2 separate regions of the Homo sapiens genome follow, and region 2 is linked to region 1. A link is an interaction called in ENCODE POLR2A ChIA-PET data of the cell type or tissue named here. Cell type or tissue: OCI-LY7. All regions are shown on one strand. Links, peaks and the distances in the headings refer to the core of each region. The heading gives the core; the rest is flanking DNA. Region 1 holds the start of RAB43 (RAB43, member RAS oncogene family). Region 2 overlaps EFCC1 (EF-hand and coiled-coil domain containing 1).

Region 1 (15,532 bases), core at 2,379-10,378:
TCTGAAAACTGGTCAGACTGACCCAAATACAAGTTCCTGAGCTATTTTTCATTGTGTCTTGGGATGTGGTAAGTCAAACCAGGAGGTGGAGTTTGTGGGCCATGCGAGCTCCTGACTGCCGCTGTCCCTCCTCCCACCATGCTGTGGTCCTCCAGGGAAAGGTTTGGCCCTGGGCTCACAAGCAGGCCACAGGCCAGGGAGTGAAGCACTGTGAAGCACCATGGTAAGACAGCAAAACCTCTAGCATATTAACCAGCTAAGGACACAGCCTGCCACCATCTGGCCAGACAGGTGGAGAGAGACCAAAGCAAGGACAAGAAAGGTAAGACCAGGCTGGACCAGCGACACAGGCTGGCGGCAGGCAGAGCAGACTGCAATGCATGCAGTCTGGTGTCGGGGGCACAAATTCTCCTCTGCAATAGGGGAGTAGAGGACCAGGACAGACTCTCATGCCCAAAATTCCTCCCACCTCTTAAAAATGAGTGCCTGAAGGCCCAGCATGAGAAATGGCTTTCTTTGTCCCTTGTTACAATGCAGCTCTCCTTGGGAGGCTTGGTGGCGATGCAGAGTGAAGAAAAATCCAGGATGTGCGTTCCTGTTCCTGTACTCCACCAGCACGTGATGAGGGATGGCCCTGTCAGCTTCTCGCAGTTCAAGTTTCCTCCCCAGTCACCCAGGAAGCACAGTAACCCACGACGTTTTGCAGGCCTGGTGAAAGCAAGGGGCCAGAGGCCATGAAAGCCAGGAAGGCAGAGTTCTGTGGGCACCTGGCACTGTCTGTCAGTGCTCCCTGTGTGTCAGGCCACTTCATCCCGTGACAACCCTAGAAGGTGGGTCTCATTACTCCTTATGTCTGAGGGGTCACAGGAATGAAGCATCAGCAGAGGTCTGTCTGACTCCGAAGCCTGGTGTCCTTTACCATGGACGCGGCTCCTCCGCAAGCACATAGAAACTGCTTCCAAGAAATCTCACTGCCACTGGCACCTCCTGCAGGAATCAAACCCGTTCCTGAACAGCTTGGATGAGAAAAAGGTGCACTGTGGGAAACGACCCTGGCCTCTGGCCAACAAGTCCTGCCTCATCTGCTTGCCAAGTGCCACCTCTTCCGGGTATTCCTCTTCCTCGCAGGAAGCTAAGGGCATCCACGACCAGCCTGCTGCCACCCAAACACCTTGCTTGCTTGCAGGCTCCTTTCAGCACCAGGGAAACATTTGGGGTAATGAGGAAACCAAGGCAGCGTGCAGGAGCTCGCGGTGGGCACCGCTCAGCTGGGGGGCCCATCAGGAAGGGTTTTCAGCAAACATTGACAGCATCCTCAGAGTCAGGGCTGCAAGTGCCAGTGTCCCTGGTAGACAGCCTCTTGGAGCCCTCACAGCCTCCACAAGAATTCCCGTAAACCCCACACCTCTTTTCCCCAAATTCCTCCGCTGCAAGGGCCCAGGCACAAGGGATTCAGATGTCCTATGGCCCACACTGAACAACCCCAACCCTCAAACCATCCCTCCAGTTCCCTGCTACTTTGGTCATCAACGATGGCCCAGACTGGCCTCACGAGTCCCTCACCCTCACCCTCCAAGCCACTCGGTCACCTCTTCAACTCTCTAGAGCAAACCCTCCTCCCCGGGCTCCCAGGCACAGCTGGCTGTTTCGCTGCCTATGGCCCCCAGGCCCACAGCCTGCCAGTGCCACCAGGCTGGCCCTCGTATTTGCCATGCTCTCATCTGCCCCCATTCTCCAGCTGCATGCAGCTTAGACAAACATCACACTCCTCCCTCCCAGGGCCACAGCTCTGCACAGAGGCAGCCATGGCGTTCAAAGCCCTGCCCATCTCACTTCCCTAGGAATCTCTCATGAATCTTCCAGGGCCTCCCTCCCCTTCACGCCTCTGTGGCCCTGAGGAGTGTGGATTAAAGCCCCCCACCAAGCTCCACAGAACTCAGCACACCTCCCTAGGACAGCCACGGCAGCCACATGGCCCTGCCTTCCAGGAACAGCCCTGACTGTCCATGTTTGGCTGGCTGTTGCCACAATGTGTGGAGGTGAAAGATGAGTACTTGTCAGGCCATGCAGTCCAACTCTTGGTTCAGAAGCCTCAGTTACCACAGCCACAGCATTAATAGCATTGCATGCTAATTACCTGTCTACATATATTTTCTCCACCAGAGGTGAGTCCCCAGAGACTGCCTCTTACTTACCTTTCTCTCTCTGGTACCTAGAACAGTGCCTGGGAGAGAGCAGGTACCTAAGGAATCAATGAACAAATAAACCATGCACAAGTTGCCATGCTATGTAATTTACATACAGGGTGTCAGATGGGTAATTCTCAGCCAACAACCATAACTAAGCTCGACAGAGTACCACCTTCCAGGTTCCAAGGGTTCTTCCCTTTTAGCCCTATTTCAACTGGTCTGGTGCTCCAAATGGAAGGCCGTGGCTCTTAAGCGATCAAGAAATAAGTCCAAAGAACAAAGAGAAATCTTTAGAAATCAACAGAAATGGAGAAAGCTGGTAAACACCACCCTAACCAGGTGATCAAACAGGCCCCATTACTAGTATGGAACGTGGCACCGGGGGCTGCCTCCTGTGCTGCAGGATGAAGCCCACAACATCCCCTAGGACGCATTCTTGCCAGAATGGTTTAACTTTAGGCTCATCGAGTCCCCACATTTCTAGCTTACAGGAAATACAAGGAATAAAGAAACAAGTGAAAAGACAACATAAGGAAACCATGAGAAAAAACTACAAGGTGACTCCTACAAAAAAAAAAAAAAATCATGGCTTGTACTGATCTGTAAATTAATTTAAAAAATCAGTGTCATTTGGCTGGGTGCGGTGGCTCACACCTGTAATCCCAACACTTTGGGAGGCCAAGGCGGGCGGATCACGAGGTCAGGAGATCGAGACCATCCTGGCTAACATGGTGAAACCCCATCTCTACTAAAAATACAAAAAATTAGCCGGGCGTGGTGGCGGGTGCCTGTACTTCCAGCTACTCGGGAGGCTGAGGCAGGAGAATGGCGTGAACCTGGCAGGCGGAGCTTGCAGTGAGCCGAGGTTGCGCCACTACACTCCAGCCTGGGCGACAGAGCGAGACTCCGTCTCAAAAAAAAAAAAAAAATCAATGTCATTTAAAAAAAAAGGAGGTGTTGCCGGATGTAGTAGCTCATGCCTGTAATCCCAACACTTTGGGAGGCTGAGGCAGGTGGACCACCTGAAGTCAGGAGTTCAAGACCAGCCTGGCCAACAGAGTGAAACCCCGTCTCTACTAAAAATACAAAAAAAAATTAGCCAGGCATGGTGGCGGGCGCCTGTAATCCCAGCTCCTTGGGAGGCTGAGGCAAGGAAAAGTGCTTGAACCTGGGAGGTGGAGGTTGCAGTGAGCCGAGATCGCACCACTGCACTCCAGCCCAGGCGACAGTGAGAGACTCCATCTAAAATAATAATAATAATAATAATAATATTAAAAGTTAGAATTAAGTCTAAGTAACTTGGTACATAATGTAAAAAAAATTTTGGAATGGGCAATGAGGAGAAAGTAAAAGTGTGCTTGGTTTTGTCTTTTCCTTTTTTTTTGTGAGACAGGCTCTCACTCTGTCACTTAGGCTGGAGTGCAGTGGTGCGATCCTGGCTCACTGCAGCCTCGACCTCCTGGGCTCAAGTGATCCTCCCACCTCAGTCTCCTGAGTAGCTGGGACTACAGACAAGCAACACCATACCTGGCTAATTTTTTTATTTTTTGCAGAGACAGGTTCTCCCCATGTTGCCCAGGCTAATCTCAAATTCCTGGGCTGTAGCAATCCGCCCGCTTCTGCCTCCCAAAGTGTTGGGATTATGGTGGTTCTTGTCTTCTTTAGGTGAAAAAAACAGATCCTGGTAGATAAATTTAAACATGAATTTAAAACTTAATAAAATCAATAGAAACAGCACTATATTTCCAACTTACTAGAAGGCAACGTGGAAGAGAACTGATCAATTCAACAAAAGCAAGCCAAGAGGTAGCTGGATAAATGGGGAAAGAGTATGCTTCCTTCTTGCCTGCCTTCATTCATTCAATAACCAAAAGGTAAAGTACACTGTGCCAAGTGCTTTGATACCTAAGACAAAGTCCATGCCCAGCAGCGCTGAGTGCCTGAGGGTGGAAGGAAGCAAACAGTAACAAACAAGTGAAGTATGACTTGGGGCAATGCAAAGTACTAGGACAAAAAAACAAAACAAGGCAAGTAAGGGCATAATGTTGAAAACATTCTGTGGCTGGGCGCGGTGGCTCACGCCTGTAATCCCAGCACTTTGGGAGGCTGAGGCGGGCGGATCACGAGGTCAGAAGATCAAGACGATCCTGACTAACATGGTGAAACCCCGTCTCTATTAAAAATGCCAGGGGTTGGTGGGGATTGAGAAGTGAGAGTGGCTGCTTATGGTGATGAGGTTTCTTTTGCGGTGATGAAAATATCCTAAAATCAACTGTGGTGATGACTGCACAACTCTTTGAGTATATTAAAAAACAAAAAACAAAAAACAAAAAAAACACTGAATCACGCACTTTAAGTGGGGGAATTTTTATCATATGTGGATTATATCTCCATAAAGATTTTTTTTTTTTTTAAGGAACTTGGGAGAGTGCTACTTTAGACAGGATAGTAAGGTAAGATAATTCAGGGAAAGCAAAATATCAATCTGTTGATGTATGCACTTGTACCACAAATGCACAGCAAACTGGCCCCAAGCCTATCTGGTCACACCTCACCTTCCACCCATCACCATGCGCCTTCCCAAGGGTAGGGGACTCCTCGAATTCCTAGGTGGTCTCCTTTTTTCACTTCACATGCATTTCTCCCTCCGTGTGTTCTGTTAAAATGTGGAGGGTGCCCTCCAGCCCTTTCCTGAACTCTTCTAGTAGAGCTTCTAGTAGAGCTTCAAGAGTCCATGGCTGGGCGCAGTGGCTCATGCCTGTAATCCCAACACTTTGGGAGGCCGAGGTGGGCAGATCGCTTAAGGTCAGGAGTTTGAGACCAGCCTGGCCAACATGGTGAAACCTCATCTCTACTAAAAATATAAAAATTAGCCGGGCGTAGTGGTGTGCACCTGTGGTCCCAGCTACTCAGGAGGCTGAGGCAGAAGAATCACTTGAACCTGGGAGGCCGAAGTTGCAATGAGCTGAGATGGCACCACTGCACTCCGCCTGGGTGATAGAGACTCTGTCTCAAAAAAAAAAAAAAAAAAAAAAGAGACCTGTGCTGCCAGCCATGGGATCCAGCAGCACCCTCCCATCAGATGTTGATCCTGCTCCTCACTCTCCCACTCATGCAGCCAACACATGTTGAGGGCTTATTCTGGGAAAGAAACCCAAAGAAAACTGTAGCGTCAGAGTTTACACTGAAGTATTGGCCTTGAGATTTCAATAATAAAACTGATTTTTTTCTAAGAGATTTTTCTACATATTTCATAGAATTTTCATGTATTTCATAAAATTGATTCTGTTCTATATAAACATGAGAGTCCTATTCTTATTGGGAATATTGAAAAAAATATATAAACATGACAGATATTAACAATTCCTAACTAGCAAACTGAAGTTTACTCTGACACTAAGATCCATTTTTTTGGTCACGAAATCACCCACTATTTATGGACCTACACACAGTTAAAAGCCAAGAGTAAAGCCAGGCACGGCAGCTCACACCTGTAATCCTAGCACTCCTGGGAGGCTGAGGCAGGTGGATTTCTTGAGTCCAGGAGTTCAAGATCAGCCTGGGCAACAATGTGAAACCCCATCTATCTCTACTAAAAATACAAAAAATTAGCCGGGCGTGGTGGCGCATGCCCTGTAGTTCCAGCTACTCAGGAGGCTGAGGTGGGAGAATCACCTGAGCCCAAGGGGCAGAGGTTGCAGTAAGCTGAGATCATGCCACTGCACTCCATTCTGGGCAACCAGAGTGAGACCTTGAGACCCTGTTTAAAAAAAAAAAAAAAGTCAAGAATAAAAAACCCCCAAAATCAAAGTTTTTAATTGGAAATGGTAAACAGAATTTTTTAATTTTAAAAATATCCAATTTTTATACTCCATGGCCATAAAAATGGTGGGCATGGAGGTTATCTGGCTTGAAATGACAAGGGCCTTTTTTCAAAGAATAACAGAGCCTAGAGAGGCTTCTGAGATCACCCAGTCTCACTTCATCACGCAACAGTGAGGAAACTGATGCAAGGAGGGGAAATGACTCCCAGCCCTCATGCTGTTAGCTGAAGGCCAGGCTTTTAGGTCTCTCAAATCAAAATGCACCTTGCCCCCTTTAAGAGACGTCACCTCAGAAGGCAGTACACTTACTCCAACAGCTGCCAGTGCCCAGCACATACAGGAATTGCCTAACATGAACCAGAATTATTTTATAGCCAGACCTCATTTTGGACAGAAGAACTGCTAACATTATGGTAGGCAGGCTGGTTTTTGTTGCTTTTTTTTTTTTGAGACAGGGTCTCACTCTGTCACCCAGGCTGGAGTGCAGTGGTATGGTCATAGTTACCTGCAGACTTGATCTCTGGGACTTAAGCAATCCTCCCGCCTCAGCCTCCTCAGTAGCTGGGACTACAGACATGCATCACCACACCTGGCTAATTATTAATTTTTTTGTAGAGATGAGGTCTTCCTATGTTGTCCAGGCTTCTTTTGACTGTTTTTATTTATCAAACCCACCCCTGGAATACCCACCAAAGCAGGTGCAGGTTCTAGAGAAGTTTCTGAACACAGCATCACAGCGGATGAAACCTTCGGGAAATGCATATACAATTACTCAAAGAGATGACTCTGAAAGGGATAGCACTCATATACACGTTTGAGTTTTAGGTTATTTTTATTATTATTATTATTATTTTTTTTTTTTCGAGATGGAGTCTTGCTCTGTCGCCCAGGCTGGAGTGCAGTGGCACGATCTTGGCTCACTGCAACCTCCGCCTCCCAGGTTCAAGTGGTTCTCCTGCCTCAGCCTCCCGAGTAGCTAGGATTACAGGCATGCGCCACCATGCCCATCTAATTTTTGTATTCTTAGTAGAGATGGGGTTTCACCATGTTGGCCAGGCTGGTCTTGAACTCTTGACCACATGATCGGCCCGCCTCGGCCTCCCAAAGTGCTGGGATTACAGGCATGAGCCACTACACTCGGCCCTAGGCTATTTTTGAACACCAGTCACATTACTCTCTAGCCACACTCTGTTTTTGGGATTTCAGAGTGGTCATTCACGAGCACAGGTGAAAACCTCTAACAAGTAGTGCTCACACACCGCTTCTGGGATTAAGTTTGCCTTCTTCCAATCCAGAAAAGGGAGATTTGCGAGGCAAACTGGTGCAAGTAGAGGAGAGCTGATTTTAATGGTATCTGGATAGGAGCTATTAATGGCAAACGGTCCTTATTCATGAACCCAAAGCAGGTTAGAAAAATCTGATATGTGGCCAGGCGCAGTGGCTCACGCCTGTAATCCCAGCACTTTGGGAGGCTGAGGCAGGCAGATCACGAGGTCAAGGGATCGAGACCATCCTGGCTAACATGGTGACACCCCGTCTCTACTAAAAATACAAAAATTAGCTAGGCGTGGTGGTGTGTGCCTGTAGTCCCAGCTACTTGGGAGGCTGAGGCAGGAGAACTGCTTGAACCAGGGAGGTGGAGGTTGCAGTGAGCCGGGATCACGCCTCGCGCCACTGCACTCCACCTGGTGACAGAGCGAGACTCCGTCTCGAAAGAAAAAAAAAAGAAAGATCTGGTATGTAACAGCATTTGGTTAGCTTCTGCTGCCACATCAACAATAAAACAGCATTTCACAGGCCAGTCTAGAAAGTGGGATTTTTCTGTCATTCACACTGGCCATTCCGAACACTACCCCCAGTTCATCTGAATTAATAAACATTTATTTAATAAGTACTGGGCATTAAAATGTTGACATGACACTGCTAATCAATGTGTAAAATGCAAGCAATACAAGATGGCCTAGATTTTAAATCAGTCCCAACTTTTTTCATTTGTGGGTTTGTGTGTGTTTGCGGTAGTAGGAGAGGGCACAAGACAGCAATGAGGAGAAAAGTACCAGACTAGGAGCTGAAAAGCTTGGCTCTGGTTCAGACTTTGCCACAAATGGGCCTTCATTTCCTCTTCTGTAAGATGGGGATAGTCTCCCACAGGGTGGCTATGAGGATCAAATGCAACAACTCATGAGAAAAGCGATGGAAACTTATAAAACGCATGCACATTTGAGGGAGAGTTGCTCCTCTTATTACTGAACTCTGAGAATTCCTCATACCCAAAGCACCCAGGAAAACCGCCTAGCATGAGGTCTCAGCAAAGGCCAATCACAGCCCGAGCACTACACAAAGGCCAGTGCAAGGTAAAGAAACCTACAAGGGCTAAACAACGAACAAGAGGAAAGCAAGGAAAGCAGACATGTGGATATCCTGAGTCACAGCATGGAGACAAAAGGTGGTAAAGGCCTTGTGTGCCTCTACTTCCCACAATCCCTGATCAGTTTGGGGTCACTGTATAGCTCTATTTCTAGTACGAGCATAGCCACAGGGGCCAGTCTCTTGCCTTTATTGTCTTCACTTTACTGATAGGACAACAGGTCAATGAAGTGACTTGTTTACGGTCAGCTGGGCAACTAGGCTGAGAAACCAAGCTTCCTGACCCCCACCCCCCGCAATCCACTCTCTCTCATCAGGTGGTTACACACCAACATCAGTTCCCATCTGTGGATGATCCACTATGGGCCAGGTCCTTAAGGGTAGGGGTTTTGCAGGTAAGACAGATTTGAAGAGGTAAAGTCACATGCCTATGGTACAGTATCCCCCACTTATCCATGGTTTCACTTTCCAAGGTTTCAGCTACCTGCCATCAACTTTGCTCTAAATGTATTAAGTAGGGCCAGGCGTGGTGGCTCATGCCTGTAATTCCAGCACTTTGGGAGGCCGAGGTGGGTAGATCACCTGAGGTCGGGAGTTCGAAACCAGCCTGGCCAACATGGTGAAACGTTGTCTCTACTAAAAAAAAAACAAAAAACAAAAAACAAAATCAGCCAGGCACAGCGGTGCATGCCTGTAATCCCAGCTACTAAGGAGGCTGAGGCAGGAGAATCACTTGAGCCCAGGAGGCGGAGGTTGCAGTGAGCAGAGGTCATGCCATTGCACTCCAGCCTGGGCAACAAGAGCGAAACCCCGTCTCAAAAAATAAAATAAAAAATAAAAATATTAAGTAGGCCAGGCGCGGTGGCTCACACCTGTAATCACAGCACTTTGGGAGACCCAGGTGGGTGGATCACTTGAGGTCAGGAGTTTGAGACCAGCCTGGCCAACATGGTGAAACCCCATCTCTACCAAAAAATACAAAAATTAGCTGGGTGTGGTAGTGGGCACCTGTAATCCCAGCTACTTGGGAGGCTGAGGCAGGAGAATCGCTTGAACCTGGGAGGTGGAGGTTCCAGTGAGCCGAGATCACACCACTCCACTCCCTCCTGGACGACAGAGTGAGATTCTGTCTCAAAAAAACAAATAAAAATATTAAATGGTAGATTCTAGAAATAATGCATAAGTCGATTGCACATCATTCTGAGTAGCATGATGAAATCTCACGCCATCCTGCTCCGTCCCACCTGGGATGTGAATCATACCTTTGTCCAGCATGTACTGTATCACAGTGCTTGTGTTCAAAGAATCCTTATTTTACTTAATAATGGCCCCAAAGCGCAGGAATAGCGATGCTGGCATATTGTTATAACTGTTCTATTTTGTTATTAATTATTGTTGTTAATTTCGTACTGTGCCTAATTCATAAATTAAACTTTATCATGGGCATGTATGTATAAGACAAAACATAGTCTATATAGCGTTCAGTACCATCTGAAGTTTCAGGCATCCACTGGGGGTCTTAGAACATATCCATTGAGGATAAGATTTAACCTGGTGCTGTGCAGTTCTAAAGCTGGCCCTCTTTCCACTATCTCTCCACCAGACATGCTGTCTCAGGATTCTAAGAAACCTCGAGAGGCAAGGTTTATTTTGCAATTAGGATGGCTGTCCCTGGTATCAAGAACAGATTTCTTCAGAAAATCAGCACGACCTAGAACTTCTTTCTTATCTAACAGTCCTTTTGCTATTTCTAATGAAAACTGAAAAAGTCAAACAAACTTTATCCAAATAGGAAAAGAACAGATGAGCAGAACTAGACTCTTGATTGGAAGGACTGTGAATGCAAACTTTAACCAGAAACCATTTCCTCTTATCCCGCCCTGCCCCCTCTTTTTGAAGTGCCAGGAGCAGCTACAAAAACAAATTTGACTCCTAGGGCAAGGGGAAGCTTGAGAGTCAAGGCCAAAGGTCCTGAAATCTGGAGGTCCAGGCCCAAGGGCACAGACTTTACCTCTATGAAGGAGAGATCTGGCAGCATCCCTAGCGAGCAGACAGTGAGCCTGAGAGAGAGCTGAATAGAGGGGTACAGTTCCATAAGGCTGACCTCTGCGCTGGACTTGAGGCCGGTGTGCCTAGTGATCTGCAAAAACGAGTTTACATAACAGGCCTTTGTGTTGTCCCAGATAAGAGTGAGTAGAGGAGCTTCAGAATGTTTTAAGGATTTAGAGCCAGCTGAGATTTCCTGAGGACACTGAGGTGGGGAGGAGGGAGGGGTGGGGGAGGGGCAAATTCAGACCTAATCTGTCTCATCTAGGGAGGAAAACAGTAACTGCAGCAATAAAAAAATATATATTTATAAATCCTTGTTTTTAAATAAGAAATGAGTAACACTGATGGCTTCTTCTTAGAGGACACTGGGTGGCTTACGGGACAAACACGGAAGGGAGACTTTTCACTATATATACCCTTTGAAGTTTTTAAAATTTTGAAATTTGAACCATGTGAATGGTTTATCTATTCAAAAGTAAGTCATGGAAACTTTATTTTAAGCATGTTCAAAGTTTTCTGACAACCCTAAGAAAGAGGCAGAGCAAAGACCATTAGTCCCATTTCACAGATGAGGAAGCCTGAGGCTCCAAGGAGAAAAAAAATGAATTGCCCAAGTCTGTGGCAGGGTTGAAGCAAGACTCAGAACTTCAGACTCCTAGTCCAGTGCTCTCTGTCAGAGACTCCACAGTATGCAAGATAAGCAGCACTCAGATTCACTTTATAAGTCCAGTTCTCATAGCTACAGTCAAATGCATCCACAAGAACACTGGAAATGATCACCATATACAAAGCCTTACTGACTCGTACAGCAGTGTCTCTGAGCCGTTTGGGTATATCTACACGTTTTGGTTAATAATAAACCAAACACCCTAAAACTCTTTAACTGTCAACCCCAATCTTTCTAAAATGCCCCATTCCACATTCTTCTCTCAGTGAATGCAATGGCCACAACTGCATTTTTATTAGATCCATTCACTTTCAGAATCTCACGGTCATCTTTATGAACTCAGAGCAAATCAGAAGGGTGGTCAAGTAAAAATGAAGACTGGGCTTAGGAGCCAGCCAAACCCTTGGTTTTGCCACAGAGTTGTAAGTGACCTTGGCCTCAGCTTTCTCTCTATAAAGGAACCAATTAACAGGCACATATTGGACACCATGTGTTTGACACTGGCCCACTGGATCCCTGTGTCTTCAAGGAGCTTACCTTCTATAGGGGCAGACAGAAAAAAACAGTTAATTTGAAGCTGTGGTAAGTGTTATGACCAGATACAATAGAGTTACAGAATAGAGGACCTGGGAGATCAGGCAAGGCCTCTCTGAAGATGTGGCATTTGCGTTGGGACCTGAATGATGAAGTAGCAGTTACGTGGGGATCTAGAGGCAGAGTATGATGGGCACGGGAAGAGATGCAAAGGTCCTGAGGCAGGGGTAAGCCCACCATGTTGAAGGGCTAGTGAAGCTGGAGAGCAGGCAGTGAAGGGTAGAGATGGGCCTCTGTCTGCCTCTCCAACTTTGTCTCCTTCCAGAGGTCCATCTCTTTGGGGAAGGTGTTTGGAGGTTATTCTGGTTGTAATGGGAAGTGGCTACAGAAATAAAGTAATTTGATTAAATCTGTGATTCTCAAATGTTTCGGTTTTTTTAGCAGGAGAATTCTTTAGTCAAATAACAAGAATTTCAACCTACAACTAGATAAAGGTATTGCTCTGACTGGTTGGGAAGCTAGTTAAAGCCCTTCTGACCCTCTCTCTGACCTCTTGGCTTTTCTCCTTACCTTTCAGTACCTCCAAGCTCACAGGAGCTAGAAAACCACCAGGTGATCCATCTCTAAGCTTCCTGAAGCTCTAATAAAACCCAGCATCATTGTAAAGAATCACAGGGAAAGCTTTAGGATATAAGACTGGATGCTTGCTGGACAAGCATCTCGGGCTTCCCAAGACAGGCCCTGAGAAGGTTTATTTTATTTTATTCTAAATAGATACCACGTCTCACTATGCTGGCCAGGCTCATCTCGAACTCTTGACATCCAGCAATCTTCCTGCCTCGGCCTCCCAAAGTGCTGGGATTGCAGGCATGAGCCACTGCACCCGGCCCCTGGAAAGGTTTTACACTGAATCCCTGATGTGCACTTGCTTTCCACAGAAAAAACAACAATAAGCTCTGGTTCATCAAGGCTTTCAGTTAAAATCACACTGCTGAAACTACAGAGACAAAAAACAGATCGGGGGTTGCCACAGGATGAGGTGAAAGGAACTGACTACAGAAGAACAAAAGAACTTTCTGGGTTGGTGGAAAAATTCTCCATCTTGATAGTGATGTGGCTGCTTGTCTGTGTAAGTTTGAGAAGTTCATAGACCTGTAACACCTCAAGTGGTGAAGGTTTACCGTGTGTAAATTAGACCTCAAAAAACTTGACTTAAAATCACATTGCCAAAAGACTACTCAGAGGCACTTTACAGATGGAGGAGGGAAAATGGCTTGCTCCTGCTGCGGCAGCGGACCCCAGGAAGCCTGACTCGAAGGACAGTGTTCCCTCAAGTTCACGGCTGCCCAGCTTTAATTTGGAGCCTCTGCAGTGAGTTAGACTTCAGGTTTTCCTGCCGGCAAAATGAGGTGGTAAACAATTGCCAGAGGCTTCCCCACCACAGACAACGGGATTCTGAAAAGCTGTCCACTATGGGGGAGAAATCTGCTTTGGAGTCAGAAAAACTGGGAAAAATATTCCCACCTCTATCACTTCTTAGCTGTGTGCCCAGGCTCCATCCTGTGTGAGCGGGGGTAAGAATTCCCTCCAGTCAGCAGAGAATGCACCTGTAACCCAGCTGATTCCCAACAGCCTCTCAAGAAGGTCAGCGGCTATAACTTGGAGAGGTGTTTACCACAGCTACACAGCTCTTCTGCTCCCTGGGCCCCGGGCTGCTTCCTAGGAAGGACAATCTGGAGGCAACCATAAGGAAAGAAAATAACGAACTGCCTGGCCCTGCATTGCATAACCCGTGCGCAGTAAACCAGGAGCTCTGCTGGGACACAGTCTGTTATCTCAACAGGTAAACAGGAACCCTGCCCCCTCCCTGACCACCGTCAGCACTGGGCCACCACAGACACTCCAGACACAGACCGATAGCACATGAGGAGGACACCACTGCTCTTTAGCCTGTATTTTCACACTCCCATTTCCCTGCAGCTGCTGGCATCATCACTGGGCACACTCAATAACGGACACTCCACCCACTCCAGCCCTTCCCTGGCTACCTGCTCCAAAAGGGTGGTCCCGAGTGACTCAAAGCTGCCTTCTGCACCTTGCTCTTTTCCATCCACGGAGACCAAAACACAGACCCCAGAAGACGATTAAAATATAATAATAATAAAACCCCTCAGGCAGGAGTTTCTGCTTCCCCGTCACATCTACTGAGAGGCACTGTGGACACATAAAGACTGTTGACTTACTTTTTTCTCCACCTTGGGGCAGGAGGGAGGCAACACCCAGAAATTATCCCAATTTTATAGAAACAAAGACAAAGAGCTACATATCCTAGCCAAAGGCAACAAGGAGCAGGCCTAGAGCCACCCGGAGAGGCAGAGCCCAGCAGCAGCAAGGCTCCAGTGACTCCCATCTCCCTGGCAGAGATCGTCCCAGCCCTGTGCCCTGAGGGTGTCCTGAAGATCATGGGGGCTCGAAACCATGAAAGCAAGCAAAGATTTCTGTACAGTGCGGTTCAGAAAAGTTACTGAGTGCCTTCAGCCCAGGATCTCCTGGTTGATTAGGGAGTACTAACACCTAGGTTAAGAAACTCTGATTTCATTCATCACAAATATTTATCAAACCACTGCCAGGACATTGTGGCAACCACATCCTGCTGTTTTTATTCGGAGCCATTGCCAAAGCTTGGTTCTCTCCCCCACCTTCCGGTATCTGTGAAGTTTTCAGTTTCTATCAAACTCCAGCTGGGGGAGGGAACCGGGGCTGGCCCTAGTCGAGTAAAGTTCCACCACCAGGTCCACAAAGAGACTGCAGGGAGGCGTGGCCAGGCCGGAAATTCTGACAAAAAGTTTTGGCCCTCTGGTCCTAAAAGCAACTACTTCCTGATCGCTCCTAGTCCTGGGGTGGGGATGCAGTTCTCTGGCTGAGTGCCCCGCCGGTGGGCTGAGCTGGGGGCTGCCATCGCGGTGGATGGAGGTGGGGGGTCTGATCTCCGCACTCCAAGGCGCTCCGCTAGTACCTGGAACAGGGGAGTCTAACCCCCTGCCTTCCAATGGCTAAAGTTATTTTGGAGCACAGTCCCCTCCTAGGGTGTGAGCTCCGGAGGGCAGGGCCGCCTCCTCCACACTCCCTCGCCCCCCCCCCCCCCAGCAACCCACGGCCGGCGCTTTGAGGACTTGAACCCGGCCCAGACCCCGGGGCCCAGGCCTGCTCCGACCCGAGGAAGGAAAAAGGGGAAGCCAAAGGAAACTTCAGATGGACGCGGGGTGCGCTCGCCGCGGCCAGGGGCTCCGCTGCCCCCGCCCCACCCTCCGAGGGAGCGCCTTCCAGGGGCCCTGGCCGGCCTCCCACCTTGACCCGCTTGCCCTGGATCTCCAGCGTCTTCATGGTGAAGTCGACGCCGATGGTGCTTCCCTGGCGCTCCGAGAAGGCGCCGGTCTTGAAGCGCTGCACCACGCACGTCTTGCCCACGCTTGCGTCGCCCACCAGCACCAGCTTGAACAGGAAATCGTACTGCTCGTCCGGGTCCCCCGGGCCTGGGCCCGGCCCTGCCATGGCCTAGAAGAAGCCGAAGGGCCGGCGCTCTGGACGCTGGGACCGGCCTGAGCTCACGCAAGCCGCGGGCCGAGCTCCGCCCGCTCCAGCCCACGGGCCGCCTGGCTACGTGGAGCCGCCGCAACACCTGAACCCCCAGCACTGCCGACCGCCTGCCTCGGCCTCGGCCCCGCCCCACCCCGGCTGGCTCCCGCCCCGGCCCGGCTCGGCCCCGCCCGGACCCGGTGCCCCGCGGGTTCGGCTCCCCCCCGGACCCGCCAAGCCGGGCCCTCCGCAAAGCTCCGGCCGGTCCTCAGCTCCGTGCCACACCAGTCTGGCCTGTAGGCCCGCCCCAGCCCGCCCCCGCCCGC
Region 2 (15,532 bases), core at 3,290-11,289, 75 kb before region 1:
TCCTCAATGCCTGTGTCTCTCCCACGGCTGCAGGTCAGAGGATTCCCAGCTCCCAACCCCGCAGCTAGCCAACCCAGAGCCAGGAGACAAGAGTAATGAACCTGAAGATGCTGGGACCAGAGACCCAGACCCCACTCCAGAGGGAGCCTGGCAGTCAGACAGCAGCTCTGGAAGCAGAGCCCTGGATGAAGGTTTGTCCCCTGTGCGCCCAGTCTTCCTGCCAGGCTCACAGTCCCTCCGGCTGTGCTCAGCCCTGCTCTCAAGGGCCTGTCTGCATCCATGCTACCACCAGCCTCCAAACAGAGCCCACTCCCACCAGGTGCTCAGGCTGGGCTGGGGCCCTTTTCCCCAGCCCCATCATCCTAAGAACCTGGGCCTAGAGAATCTGGGGTGTGTAGAGCCATCAGGAGGTCAGGATACACTGAGATGTTCCCAAACTTGCCAGGTGGCCAGGGTCACCTTTAAAAGCATGGATGCAGGCTGGATGTGGTAGCTCACGCCTGTGATCCCAGCACTTTGAGAGGCTGAGGCGGGTAGACTGCTTGAGCTCAGGGGTTCGAAACCAGCCTGGCAACATGGCAAAAGCTGGTCTCTACCAAAAATACAAACAAATTAGCCCAGTGTGGTGGCACATGCCTATAGTCCCAGCTACTCGGAGGGGGAGTGGGGGCTGAGGCAGAAGGATCACTTGAGCCTGGGAGGTAGAGGCTGCAGTGAGCCAAGATTGTGCCAGTGCACTCCAGCCTAGGTGACAGAGTGGGGCCCTGCCCCCCTAAAGAAAAAAGAAAAACATGGATGCCCAGGCCCACCCCGGATCTCTGCATGTGATTCTCTGGGGTGGTGGGGGTGGGGTCATAAGCCTGGTTTTGTTTTTAAACAGCTGTATCAGTTAGGACATCGTTTGTCTCCCAGTGTCAGATCATTCAGCCCAAACCGGCTTAAGTTAAAAGAGAATGTATTGGTTCACATAACTTAAAAAGTCCACACAAGCTTCAGGCACAGCTGAAGTGTCAGCAGCGCAGCTGTCTGGACCCCTGGCCCTGCGTTGCTCTACAGTGATTCACTTCACAGCAGGCACTCCCCTCATAGTGGCAAGATGGTCACCAGTGGCTCCAGGCCTGGTCCTCTCAACTCCCAAGCCAGAAGCATGGAGGGCATTTCTCTTCCCTGCAAGTTTTGAGTCCAAGTCTTGGGTTAACTCCAGTGGCTCCCACTGGGTCCCTTGCCCTTCCTGAACTAGTTGCAGAGGAGGCTGCACTCAGCCTGGCCGGGCCTGACTCAAGTGCCCCTGGAGCTGGGTGGAGAGGAAGAGGAGGGAGTGGGACTCCCCTGGGGACGGGGATGGGGACTGAGGTTGGGCAGCAGAACACCAGGGGGCCACACAGACCCCCAGGCTTCCTGATGCTGACACAGGTGGGAGCCCACCGTCAAGGCCAAGCAATACTGTGGACCGCAGACAGTCACATGTGTCACACCCCCTTCCTCCACACTACTCCAAACATTAGACGCCTGTAGTTCCCTGAGCATTGAAAATCTGTCCATCCTGGTGCCTGTACCGTGAGGAGCCCACCCCAGCTCCTAAGAGACTGGCTTGGCCTTTCCTGACTGGGGTTGGTATGGCCTAAAATGGAAATAACACTTACCTCTGAGACCACAAACAGGGCCTGGCTTGTGTCATCTTAGAAAACAGGGAAGAAGCCAGGCACGGTGGTTCATGCCTGTAATCCCAACACTTTGGGAGGCTGAGACAGGAGGATCACTTGAGCCCAGGAGTTTGAGGCTGCAGTGAGCTATCATCACACCACTGCACTCCAGCTTGGGTGACAGAGCGAGACCCTGTCTCTAAAAAAAAAAAGAAAAAGAAAAGAAAGAGAAGAAAAAGAGAGCATTTCTCCCCATGTCCCTGTGTAAAGTCCCAGGAAGGGGCTCTGACTGGCCAGCTTCACTCCTGGGCTGGTCACATTACAAGGAGACAGAACCAGCCTTGGTGGCCTCACTGCACAGGAGCCTGGGATGTGGGGGTGGCTGTCTCAAGAGGGGACATGGCACAAGAGCCCTCCCCTGGGGCTGCGCTGCACATGTCCCCCTGGGGAGGGATGCCTGGTTCCCCACCCTTTGTCCTGCATCCCCACATCCTGTGCTTCCCCAGCAGTGGACGAGCAGCTGTTCCGCTCCGTGGAGGGCCAGGCCGCCTCTGACGAGGAGGAGGTGGAGGAGGAGAGGTGGCAGGAGGAGAAGAAGACGCCGGCAGCCGAGGCCAAGACACTGCTGGCCCGGCTCTCCAGCTGCAGAGGCAGGTGTGTGGCCCGTCCAGCGTCAGCCACTGTGGGCCGCAGGCTCCAGAGGTGTCTGGGGAAGCCAGGAGCACCTGGGAGGCTGGTTAGCCTGGCTCAGCCACCTCCCAGCCCCTCTGCGACTCTGTCCCCTTGTCCCTCAGGGGGAGGTGGGAAGGCCCACCAGCATGTAGAGGATGAAGTGGGATGACCTTCCAGGGCACATCTCGTGGCTGGCTTTAATTCCCATTCGTGCTTTCTCACCAGCACCTGCACTGGAGCTCTTGTAGCACTCCCAGACACCAGTGTTCCTCTCAGACCCTTTCCCAACCCATCACCCCTCGCCACACACCATTTCCACAGCTCTCCAGCCTGGCCCCGGGCAGGTGCTGGCTCCCTGTTTCATCCTCACCTCCACCCCCATGGGGACCGAGGACAGGCCCAGGACACCTGGGACACCTCAGACAAGTCACCTGGCTTCTCCGAACCTCAGTCTTCTTGTCTCTAAGATGGGATGGTGACACTTGTGTGGCAGAGGCTGTGTGAGGATTTGAGGTCAAAGATATACAATGCCTAACAGGTGCCTGGTGCACAGTAGGTGGGAACGCCGGTGGGGGCAACAGTTATTAATGTATGGTAAAATGCTGTTGATTTTCTGGGGTTGTTTTTACCACCAATTCTTCATGTCAACAAGCACTTATAAAGCACCTACTACATGCCAGGCAAAATCTGAGGCACAGGGAAAATCGCAGTAAACCAGACAGTGGCCTCTTCTTCTGGATCCTCTAGTGAGTGTGACAGGCCTGAGGAAGAGGGGTCACACAGGGACAGGGACAGAGGCGGGGCAGGGAGATGCAGGGAAGGAAATGAGGGAATAAGCAATGCAGATGCTGGGGGAAGAGCATTCCAGGAAGAGGGAAGAGCAAGTGCAGAGGCCCTGAGGCATGTTGGCGGGACCGCCAGGAGGCCACTGTGGCTGGAGCAGTGTGAGTGCAGGTGGGTGGGAGGGAAGGTCAGAGAGCTCATGGGGCAGATCAGGTGAAGCCTTTGCCTTTTCCTCAGAGTGAGATGGGGGCCATGGGAGGGTACTGGGCAGGCAGGTGCCGTGGCCTGGCTTTGCTTTAGGAGGCCAACTCCACACCACCACCACCTCTCCAAGGCTGGACAGAGCGGGCTCTGGGAAGCAGCCCCCTGCAATGCGGGCCCTCTCCTTTGCTGCAGGTGTGATGACCAGACGGCGGAGAAGCTCATGACTTACTTTGGTCACTTCGGCGGTGCCAACCATGCCCATACCCTGGGGGAGCTGGAGGCCTGCATTGCCATGCTGGTGGAGCAGCTGAGGACTCAGGGCTGCGGTGGGAGGACCCTGGGGACCTCTGAGGAGGAGGTCAGCAGAGCCTAGAGATCAAAGGCTGGAGCAATTCTAGAGGATCTCACAGCTGGAAGGGTCTGAGGGATTGCAGCCAAGTCTTGTGCCTCATTCCCAGATGAGTAAACCAAGGCCCAGAGGGAGGTGATTTCCTCTGATTTAAATTTAATAAGAAATATTTTGGTTGCAAATTAAAGGATCCCACCTCAAATTAGCTTGATTGCAAAACAGATATTGGAACATGGAGCTGAGAAGAAGATGGTCTGGGCTTCAGGCACAGCTGGGTCCAGGGACTCAGACCAGATTGTCTCCATCTATCTGCTGTGTTTTTCTGTAGGAGGTGGCCTCACTTTCCCCTAGTTCAAAAGGGCTTACTCCATATGATGGGGGAAGGGAAGACAGGACCATGAACAGCCCTAGACTTCCATCAGCCCACCTGGGAAGCCCTCACAGGAAAATGAGTCTCATTCCTAGTACATGAAATCTCAGGGAGGAACTCCGATTGGCCACCTCAGTCATGTGCCCGTCCCTGGGCCAATCCCTGTGGTGGTGGGGCGGGTTCAGTGATTGGCACTGCCACCAAAGTCAGATGAAGTGGAGCAGGGGCAGTTTCCCAAAAGAAAGGAAGTGTGGTAGGAAGAAGAGGGAAAGGGGGGCCGAGCATCCAGCTGTCTCCATTTCAATACGACCACTTCGCATTTCTCATTCTCTCTACTCCATAGGAAAGTCTCTATTCCACAGTAGCCAAGTGTGCAATGCTGTTGAAAGTTGTCATTTCACTAAGCCCTAGCCCACTGTGCTTTTACAAACTGGTTTTGACATAGTTTTATATTTATACATCTGAAATTCTAAGTCTGTACTGCTTTTTACTTATATATGGCCTGATGAAGTCCTAGTTCCTTAAATAACTTTTTAAAAATGATACCAGCTGACTTGTACAACCCATGAACCACACGCTCGGTGCTGATGTGCTCTGTCTTATTTTATGTTCAAAGGGCCCAATGAGGTAGGAAACAGTTTGAGAGAGGTCAAATGGGCTGGGCTGGGAGCCCATGCCGCATCCACGCCAGTGTGCCCACCTTGAACCAAGGCAGCCACACCACTCCACCCTGAGGCCAGGGGTTGAGTCACTGGGGGCAGGAGGGAGCAGAGGGGCCTGTTTGGGCTCCAGCCTCTTAGTGCATGAAATCAGAGACCAAGACAGAAGGTAGCAGGCCCTGGAGCGCTGCAGTAGATTGGACAAAGACCAGGACTATGCAAACATTCTGCTGAAATGTGCAAAAGGAAACAAAGTTGAATGTCATTACAGGGCAAGCCAGTGTGGCTGCAGCTAAACCTTCCAGTGAGATCGGGTCTGCACCACCTCCAGCTTCTGGAACCCTTGCACCGGGATAGGGCCACCCCTCACTTACTCCCCAGAGAAGGCTGCTAACACCAAGTAGCATGGCATGGCGGTTATGTGCTGAAGCCAGACTGCCGGGATTCAAATCCTGACTCCATTTCCTGTGTGACCTTGGAAAAGTTACTCAACTTTTCTGTGCCTCGGTTTCCTCACCTGTGAAATGGGCATAATAATGGTACTATACACATGTATCAAACAGGTGAACACTTGTGGTGAGTGCTCAGCAAACATGCGCCACGGCTGTCCCTGTTTCTAGCACTCTTCTGTGTTGTGCAGGTCTCCTAAGTTGAAAGTTGTTTCTACATTTTCTCCACCACCGCTCTGGTTTCCTGGAGGCCTTGATCTTGCCTGCCCAGGCACCCCTCAGGAAAGTCATAGCCCTGTGGCTGGGGAGGGTGGAGTGTTGTGGGCCATCAGGAAATAAACTGGCAGTCACAAAGTTCTGAAGGGCATAGCCACCCCTTTTCTAAGAATATTTAAAGGAAACAGGGCTTGGAGGATCCTAAAATTAGCTGGCCTTCCAGTCACATCCCTAAAGAGCAGAGGCACTGGGCCTTCCCTCTTCCTGCCCAAGCCCAGGGTGGACCCTGAGTGCCCTCAGGCACCACACTTTCCACTGCTTCTCTTTCCCTCCATTGGTGCCAGGGGAAGGGAATGCCTCGTGCCTGGCATGCCTGCTTTAGAAGGCAGGGGCCACAAAACACTTTGTGACTGCCTGGCATCCTAGTGTTACTGGGTACAACTGACGGTTTAGGTGGCCCCCTGGCCAAGAGTGGGCCCAAGACTCCGACTGGGCCAACCACGCCCCTCTCCTGGGGCTCTCCATGCTGGGGGATGGGGATGGCTGGAGAGGGTCTTTCTCGGCTGTGGCTCTTGGATAAGAGGCTTGGGACACTCCCACTGTCTCAACCCTGTCCCATTCCTGAGGTTCTCCAGCTGCTAGTCCATTCTGGGATCTGCCCACTAGCCTGCCATAAATTTCCTCTCTGTGTAAGCTAGCCAGATTGGCTTCTGCAGCTTCCCACTAAACTTAATTTGTTTGAAAGAAACAAAACCAGAGAAGAGAAGGGAGAATGGAGTCCTTAGAGTGGGAAACAAAATATACAACTCTTACATCAGTCCAACCCGCTGTGTGGCTTTAGGCCACACACTCAGCTTCTCTGGGCCTCAGCACCAGCCTCGGGGAGATGGAGTAGTTGATCCTGCCACCTGGAAGGCTGGGAGAGGCCAGCAAAGTGAGCACTGAGCCCCTTCTCTTCCCAGGCAGAGTTGCAGCAGAAGGTGGAAGAGAATGAGCACCTGAGGCTGGAGCTGCAGATGGTAGAGACCGAGAGGGTGCGGCTGTCCCTGCTGGAGGAGAAGCTGGTGGACGTGCTGCAGCTCCTGCAGAGGCTCCGGGACCTGGTAGGCTCACGGGAGAGCTGCCACACTCAGGGAAGGGAAAGGAGCTCTTGGGAGGGAGCCCCACTTGTGTCAGGCACCAGGCTCTAGGCTCTCCTTACAGTAGGCAGCTGTTATCCCATTTTACAGATGCAGAAATGGAGGCTCAGAAGAACCAACCAAAAATAGGGTTGGGGGGCTCCCCAGGTCATTTTAAGAAGCTAATAAAACTCTTGTATGTATCCTTTTCTGGTTCTGTTCTCAAAACCAGAAAAGGATAAATGGAAGAAAGACAAGAAAGGAAAATTATAAACTAATGTGACATTTAAACATGGATGCAAAATTATTAAATACAATACTAGCAAACCAAATCTGGCAGTGTTTAAAGAAATGCAACATGACCAAGTTGGACTTATCCTACAAATTCAAGGATGATTCCACATCAAAAAATCTATTACCAAAATACACCACATTGCAGATTAAAGGAGAAAGACCAAATGATCATCTCAATTGATGCAGAAAAGGAAGTCAATAAAATTCAATCTCCTTTGATTATAAAACCCCTCAGCAAATTAAGAATAGTAGGGATCTTCCTTCACCAGATAAGGGCTCTCAACCAAATACTTCATGCAGATCTCACACTGACTGGTGACGTGTTCAGAGGAATCCCCCTAAAATCAGATGTGGCTGGGCCTGGTGGTGCATGCCTGTAATCCCAGCACTTTGGGAGGCCTAGGTGGGTGGATCGCTTGAGCTCAGGAGTTCGAGACCAGCCTGGCCAATATGGTGAAACCCCCACCTCTACAAAAAAAAAAAAAAAATTAGCTGGGCATGGTGGTGTATGCCTGTGGTCCCAGCTACTTGGGAGGCTGAGGTGGGAGGATTGCCAAAGTCCAGGAGGCAAAAGTTGCAGTGAGCTGAGATTGTGCCACTGCACTCCAGCCTGGGTGACAGAGTAAGACCTTATCTCAAAAAAAAAAAAAATTAAAATTAAAATCAGACTCAAGACAAGAATGCCTGTCATCACTGTTTTCATGTGAAGCAGAGGTTCCATCCAGTGCAGCAAAAGGAAAGAGAAAGGCTATAAGGACTAGAAAGAAAGCAAGACCCAGGTCTGTGGGGCTCTGAAGTGGGCTGTGCCCTGTGCATTGGGCTGCCTGGGACCCAGAGCTGCCGAGGTCCAGCCCAATGTCCACGTCCTAGGCAAGCAGAGACCTGGGGATGGGCCCCAAGAGGCCAATCCTAGCCCAGGCAGGCAAGGGCAGTGGTTCCCAGCAGAGGCCATAGGCCATGCAGCCTCACGGTAGATGATGCAGCCCCTCCACCTCCCAGCTGGGTGGCTTTGGCAAATTTCGCATTCTTTCCCAGCATTGCTTTTTTCTGCTGGTTAAAATGGGCATAATAAAATAAGTTGTTGCAAAAATCAAATGAGCAAATGCATTAAAATGCTCTTAGGGTTATTTCTCAGTGTCTACCTGGGCACAGATGGTAATCCTTAGGTACGTGATCTTTGATGGCATGGATCCTGCCCACTGCCCCACTCGCCCTCCAAGAGTCTCTGGGAAGTGCAGTGTGGCCAGCCTAGGGGTAGGGGGCCAAGAAGCGATGAGGGTGGGGGAGGAGCTTTATCTGTCCCCAGGGAGCTGCCTAGAAGCCCGTAGGGGCCACCAGTTCCCATCGGCTGAACAGGGACACAGCAACCAGTCTAATCCAGCCTTGTTTCCATTTCTTTTTAAGAACATATCGAAAAGAGCCCTGGGGAAGATTTTGCTGAGCACGCTGGACGCTTTCAGGGACCCCACCCACGGTAGGAGAGCACCCTAGTCTCTCAGAGCCCACGCAGTGGCTGGAGGGTGTCCTGAGGAGGAGACTCCAGTGTGCTTCATGCTTAGCATCTTGTCTGCAAAACAATCATGTTATTCCTGCCCTGCATGCTTTAGAAAGCTGAAGGGGCTTTTAGCAAGAGCAGAGGCACAGAAGCCCCAGGCAGAAGTGCCAGACAGAAGCCCAGTGAGGGGATGGGTGGGCGCCACCGGCAGCACTGCAGCCACATGCGGGGGAGGTGCCCCAAGGGTTTTTAAACCCCTGAATCCTTACAATGGCCCTAGAAGGAATGAGTTGTTATCCCCTTTCCACAGAGGAAGAGACTGAGGCACAGGGGTCAAGTGCTGGCCACGCCCGAGGCTGGGGCATCTCCCTTAAGCACTCAATAACATGGACCCGGTGTTTAGACGAAGCTCAGGGAGCAGAACAGCAGGAATGCCAGCTTATGCCTGGGGCAGCCAGGCCGAGCTCCTGCCTCACGGGTCTTCACAGGCTGACAAGGCAACCAAGAGCCCTTTGCTCGCTGTCCTCCCCAGGCACCACTGGGCAGAGCTCAGATGCACCCACTGCCCTGAGCAGTCCCTGCCCTCATGGAGGAGATCAGAAATTGTGTGCTCCAAGTCCCCTCTCCAGGGTCCTCAGGGGGAGGTGGTCCACAGAGCGAGGAAGCTGGGCAGGGCTGGGGAGGGGCACAGCGGGTAAGAGTGGCTGGGTCTCAGGAAGGAGGGACAGTGGCTCTGTGGGTGAAGGTGAGCAGACTGATCCTGCCCTCCCTGCCTGCTGTTTCCCTCCAGAGGGAAGGCCCAGCCCTGCAGCCATCCTGGATGCCCTGCACCAAGCCTTGGCTGCCTGCCAGCTGTTGCGGAGACAGCCCTCGGCACCAGCCTCTGCAGCAGCTGCGCTCACCAACCCCCTCCTCGTCTCCTGCTGAGGTTACTGGCCCACCCTGTGGGCACCCTGCTCAGCCTGACTGCCTTTGGACCAGCCTCCATGATCAGCCCAACCACTGACAGCTGGTCTGACCACCGTCACATCATCAGAACTTGAGTCTCTGCTGGCTCCTTCCAAGGTTAAGCCCGAGCCCAGAGCCTCCCATTGCAGCACCTGGCAGCCACCCCTTCCTCGGGCTCCTCCACATTACCTCGCAGCCCCTGCATTCCTGCCACCAGAGTCCACATTAAAGCCCTGCAGTTGCTGGATCAGCCTGCACCTGATGCTGTATCTTTCCCCTGCCCTCAGGGCAGAGATGCCCACTTTCTGACTGAGTCTGACCCCAAATCTCTTCCCCAGAGTTTCAGGATCTCCTCCCCTCCCAGCACTGTCTCCTTCCTCCCACTGGCATGCCTGCTGCAACGGAGACTGGGCCCAACCTTTGGGATACCTGGTCTGTAGGAAAGCACTCCACACCCCAGGAAATGTTGATGACTAGGAAAGGCTGAGGGAATTCCAAGGAAGGAACAATCACTGTAGGCTCCCTGGTAGAAGCTGGCCTTGAACCAGCTCTAGAGGACAGGTAGGATTTAGACAGGTAAAGAAAGGAGGGAAGGGCATAGAATCTAAGGTAATGGCAAGAGCAAAGGTGTGGAACCAGAGGGGGGCCCCAGGAATGCAGTGCTTGGAGCCCCTGCTCCTGAACACGCATTAACTCCTGAACTGCGAGCCCCTCCTCCTGAACTGCGTCATGGGGTTGCAGGAAGGAGTAGGCCAAGATACCCAGTCTCACCTAACTTAGACTGTCATTAGAGAGAAAGATCCATTGCCAAACAGTGCCATGGGGGTGAAACCAGTGCTAAATGGAGGTAAAATAAAGTTTGTAAGAGCCCAACCACCAGGGGTCTTTCCGAGCCTCGGGATGCCTGGGGAAACTGCAGGAGTCAGGGGAATCCAGTCTGCTCTGAACCTTGGTGGGGAGGGGCAGGGGCAGAGGAGGAGGTGGAGGGAGGGCCGCAAAGATTATGGGTTTCACGGAACCACTGCAAACGCCTCAGCAGGGAAACACAGGCCCAGCAACTTTCAGATGGTTCCTCTGGAAATGGAATAAAAGAGACCAAGGCCAGTGGCCACCACAGAAAGGCCATGCCCACCCCTGGTCCAGCCAGATGGGACCGGCCCCAGGACCCCTGGGGCCATGTGCAGAGCTGGCCCCGGGGAGGTGGTCTGAGCAGGCAGGGATGCGCCCAGCTTGCTCCTCGCATCTCCGCGGAGTCCACCAGCCCTGCACCTCAGGCTCTGTGCTGCCTACGGGACCCAGGCCAAGCAGGCTCCCATGTGTCCCAGCTCGGTCACAGGGCCAGCTGTTCTGTGTCCTGATCATGGTGGTGGCTACATGAACCTACACATGGGTTAAAACTCACTGTGGACGTATATGAGAGTTCAAAGCTCTCATATGGGTTCCTTTGTCATTTTTTGGTAGTTCTATCAGTTTTTGCCTCACATATTTGCCACACTCTTATTAGGTGTATACACATTAGGGATTATTACGTCTTTTTGGAGAATTGACTTGTTTATGATTAGTCTGCTCTGTCGGAAATTATTACAGCTACTTCAGCTTTCTTTTTTGTTCTTTTTGTGTGTATGTGTGAGACAAAGTCTCACTCTGTTGCCCAGCTTGGAGTGCAATGGCGCCATCTTGGCTCACTGCAACCTCTGCCTCCCGGGTTCAAGCGATCCTCCCACCTCAGCCCCCCAAGTAGCTGGGACTACAGGCGCACAACACCATGCCTGCTTAATTTTTGCATTTTTAGTAGAGACAGAGTTTCGCCATGTTATCTCACAGGGCACCTCATCACAGGGGTACTCTCACACTTTTGCGAGTTTTACCTCCAGGAGTTTTACTATGTTCTCATGGTGAAAATAGAAGAAAAAGTCCCCTCGTGCTTCTGGCAGGAACAGGGGAAAGTAACCATTTAAAAATATGCCAGGACATTCTGTGCTTTTTAACAAAGCCTACCATCAAAAGAAACTATTTTATCAGGGCCTAACCCACTAGGGTTTTATTAGAGCCTAATCAAACTGGGGGAAGAGAAATACCCAACTCCATTCCCTTCAGCCATCCTGTCCCACCTAAGAGAAAGAAAACCTTAGAAGTTCACAGCCCAGGGCCCAGGCTCACTAGAAGACTGAGATCTAATCATAGGACTATAGAACACATCCCTTCCCACCACACCTTCCCACCACATCACTAAAGGCCTCTTTACCTATGGGTAAAAGGTAAAAGTTCCTTTTACCCGGTGCAGCATGCCTGCCTTTTAGCAAAAAATGCAAGGCAGACTAAAAGGCAAAAAGCACAGTTTGAAGAACAGAGCAAGCATCAGAATCAGACCCAGCTATATGGCAGGGATGTTGGAATCATCAGGCTATGAATTTAAAACAACTGTGATTCATATGCAAGTGCTCTCTTGGAAAAAAGTCGACAAATGTAAGAACAGATGGGTAATGTAATCAGAGAGGTGGAAATTCTAAGAAAGAATCAAAAAGAAATGCTAGAGCTGAAAAACACGGTAACAGAAATGAAGAATGCCTTTGATGGGCTCATTAGCAACTAGGACACAGCTGAGGAAGGAATCTCTGCGCTTGAGAATATGTCACTAGAAACTTCCAAAACTGAGAAGCAAAGAGGAAAAAAGACCGAGGAGTGTGGGGGAAAGAGCAGAATATCCAAGAACTGCGGGACATCTACAAAACCTATAACATGCACAGTGAGAGTACCAGAAAGAGAAGAAAAAGACAAAGGAACACAAACCATGTTTAAAGTAATAATGACTTAGAATTTCCCCGAATTAATGTCAGACACAGATCCAGGAAGCTCAGAGAACACAAGTAGGTTACATGCAAAAAAGAAAAGAAAAAAAAAAACTACACCTAGGCATCGTACATTCTAACTTCAGAAAATCAATGATAAAGAACACACCTTGAAAGAAGCCAGAGGGAAAAATAACACCTAACCTATAGAGGAACAAAGGTGAGACTTACATCAGCCTTCTTTTCAGAAGCCATGCAAACAAGAAGAGAGTGGAATGAAATAGTTAAAGTGTAGAGAGGAAAAAAAAATACACCGAGAATTGTGTATCCTGTGAAATTATATTTCGAAAGTGAAGAAGGAATAAAGACTTTCATCAGACAAACAGAAATTTAGGGAATTTGTTGCCAGTACACCTGGCTTGCAAGAAATGTTAAAAGAAGTCCTTTGGAGAGAAGGAAAATTACACAGGTCCAAAATCTGGATCTATATAAAGAAAGGAAGAGCTTTAGAGAAGGAATAAATAAAGGTAAAATAAAAACTTTAACTTTTCTTATTATTTGATCTAAAAGACAACAGTTTGTTAAAAATATTAATAGCAACAGTGTAGGCAATTATTATAGTTGACATACAAGTGAAAGGGATGACAGCAATGATACAAGGGATAGGAGAGAAGAACTAGGAATATTTTGTCATTATAAGGTATTTGTACTACCCATAAGCAATACAGTATTATTCGAAAGTGGGCTGGCCAGGCATGGTGGCTCACGCCTGTACTGCCAGCACTTTGGGAGGCTAAGACGGGCAGATCACTTGAGGCCAGGAGTTTGAGACCAGCCTGGACAACATGGCGAAACCCTGTCTCTACTAAAAATGCAAAAATTAAGCAAGCATGGTGTTGTGCGCCTGTAGTCCCAGCTACTTGGGGGGCTGAGGTGGGAGGATTGCTTGAACCTGGGAGGCAGAGTTTGCAGTGAGCTGAGATGGCATCGCTGCACTCCAAGCTGGGTGACAGAGGGAGACTTTGTCTTAAAAAAAAAAAAAAAAAGGAAAGCTGAAGTAGCTGTAATAATTTCAGACAGAGCAGACTAATGATAAACAAGTCAATTCTCCAAAAAGACATAATAATCCCTAATGGGTATACACCTAATAAGAGTGTGGCAAATATGTGAGGCAAAAACTGATAGAACTACCAAAAAAATGAATTCACTATTTTTGTTGGAAACTTCAACAACCTCTATCAGAAAGGGACAGATCCAGATCCGGCAGGCAGAAAATCAGTAAGGACATAGTTGAACTTAAGAGCACCATATGTCAACTGGATCTAAATGACGTGGATAGAATACCCAAGAACAGCAGAATACACATTCTCCTGAAGCTCACACAGAGCCTTCACCAAGATAAACCACATTCTGGGCTATAAAACACGCTTTAACAAATTTAAAAGAATACAAATCATACGATGGGCTCAGATGACAATGGAAGTAAACTGGATATCAATAATAGAAAGATAGCTAGAAAATCCCAAAATTCTCGGAGGTTAAACAACACACTTCCAAATAACAAATGGGTCAAAGAGGGACTCTTAAGAGAAATTTTAAAATACTGTGAACTAGGCTGGGTGCGGTGGCTCATGCCTATAGGCCCAGCACTTTGGGAGGTGAAGGTCGGGGGATCACCTGAGGTCAGGAGTTCCAGACCAGCCTGGCCAACATGGTGAAACCCAGTGTCTACTAAAAATACAAAAATTGGCCAAGTGCAGTGGTGCATGATTGCAATCCCAGCTACTCTGGAGGCTGAGGCACGAGAATCACTTGAACCCCAGAGGTGGAGGTTGCAGTGAGGAGAGATCACACCACCGCACTCCAGCCTGGGCCACAGAGTGAGACTCTGTACCCCCGCCACAAAAAATACTGTGAATAAAATAAAAATAAAAATACAGTGAAGCAAAATTTGTGGAATGCAGCAAAAGCACTGCTTAGAGGAAAATTTATAGCCCTGAATGCATATATTAGAAAAGAAAAAATATCTAAAATCAATAATCTAACCTTCCACCTCATTAAACTATAAAAAGAAGGGCAAATTAACTCCAAAGTAAGCAGAAGAAAAGAAATAATAAAAATTAGAGCAGAAATCAATGAAATTAAAAACAGAAAATCAGAGAGAAAATCAGCAAAACCAAAAGCAAGTTCTTGGAAAATATCAGTAAAATTGATAAGCCTCTAGCCAACCTAATTAAAGAAAAAAAAGAAGATACAAATTGCTAATATCAGAAATGAAAGAGGAACATCACTACAGAGCCCACAGACATCAAAAGGATATTAAAGGAATACAATGAAGCATCTATGCCACAAATTTGGTAATCTATGTTTAATAGATCAATTTCCTGAAAGACACAGTCTGCCAAAACTCATATAAGAAGAAACAGGCTGGGCGCGGAGGCTCACGCCTGTAATCCCAGCACTTTGGGAGGCCGAAGTGGGTGGATCACGAGGTCAGGAGATTGAGGCCATCCTGGCTAACACGGTGAAACCCCGTCTCTACTAAAAAAAATAAAATAAAATTAGCTGGGCATGGTGGCGTGCGCCTGTAGTCCCAGCTACTCGGGAGGCTGAGGCAGGAGAATGGCGTGAACCCATGAGGTGGAGCTTGCAGTGAGCCGAGATCGCGCCACTGCGCTCCAGCCTCGGCAACAGAGCGAGACTCCATCTCAAAAAGAAAAAAAAAAAAAAAAAAGAAGAAGAAGAAGAAACAGATAATCTGAATAGGCCTCTATTAAAGACTTTAATAATTAATAATCCTCCAAAACAGGAAGAACAGGCCCCGATGAGTACACTGGTGAATTCTACCTGTGAACATTAAGGAATAAATTATACTAATTCTCCACAATCTCTTGCAAGAGATAGAAGCAGAGGGAATGCTTTCTAACTCATTCTATGGGGCCAGCATGACCCAATACCAAAACCCAACAAGACATTACAAGAAAAAAAAACTACAATTTGCTCCGGCGGAAGTGAGGAGCAGGCCTGGGCCCTAAGGGCCGGGCCTCGACCCCCCGCAGGTCCCCGCGGTCCCGGTCCCCCGCCCGGGACATCTGATGGACCGAGCCGCGCCCCCGCGGAGCACCACTTCGGAGGCCTGAGAGCGGCGACCGGGCAGGGCGTGGCCTACATCCCGGAGCCTCGCGCCTTCTCCTGCGCCGACTTCTGCAGGGCCTCCGGCTGCTCGAGCCGCCCTGCGCTGCTCCCGCGCCTGCACCCGAGGCTGGGGCAGCGGCGGCGCTGGGTGACGCCGGAGGGGGCGCCCGACTTGAACCAACTGCGGCGGACCCGGGAGCCGGGGTCCAGGAATACAGCCCGAACCCCAAGAATACAACCCGAACCCCAAGAGTACGTGCCCCTCAGAGACTGCAGCGGCTGCTGAGAGGAGCACATCCAGGGCGGCTACTGCCCCAAGGGGTCGCCACCTCTGGGACTGGCATCCGTTCAGGGGCCCTCGGCAAGGGACATGTCCGCCCGGCCGTGCGCCTCCCGGCCCAGGGCGCG

Evidence for each region. Peaks named below come from ENCODE experiments on the same cell type or tissue, not always from the same donor. Only the 100,000 strongest peaks of a DNase experiment are listed, where the experiment ranks them.
Region 2: POLR2A ChIA-PET joins it to region 1 with 5 read pairs; 12 of 35 experiments call an interaction of 5 or more read pairs at or near these places.

What each region holds. Positions count from the first base shown.
Region 1 is chr3:129,106,308-129,121,839 of GRCh38, forward strand. RAB43 (RAB43, member RAS oncogene family) reads right to left here and starts at 15,497. Exons shown (of 3, transcript NM_198490.3): 1 at 14,979-15,497. The coding sequence starts at 15,182. All of the region lies in intron 11 of ISY1-RAB43 (ISY1-RAB43 readthrough), which reads right to left. RefSeq lists enhancers at 6,012-6,512, 13,581-14,526 and silencers at 15,307-15,486, 15,507-15,532. In OCI-LY7, for the core only: no CTCF peak of the experiment used is centred there; DNase peaks (open chromatin) are centred at 6,224 and 10,264; H3K4me3 peaks cover 358 bases; H3K27ac peaks cover 580 bases.
Region 2 is chr3:129,030,670-129,046,201 of GRCh38, forward strand. It overlaps EFCC1 (EF-hand and coiled-coil domain containing 1), which reads left to right. Exons shown (of 8, transcript NM_001377500.1): 3 at 34-191; 4 at 2,150-2,297; 5 at 3,495-3,660; 6 at 6,308-6,448; 7 at 8,162-8,231; 8 at 9,043-10,073. The coding sequence ends at 9,179. It also overlaps the pseudogene JMJD4P1. Among named protein-coding and RNA genes, the nearest start is that of GP9, 22 kb to the right of the region's middle. RefSeq lists enhancers at 2,863-3,417, 7,475-8,450, 8,451-9,424. In OCI-LY7, for the core only: no CTCF peak of the experiment used is centred there; no DNase peak of the experiment used is centred there.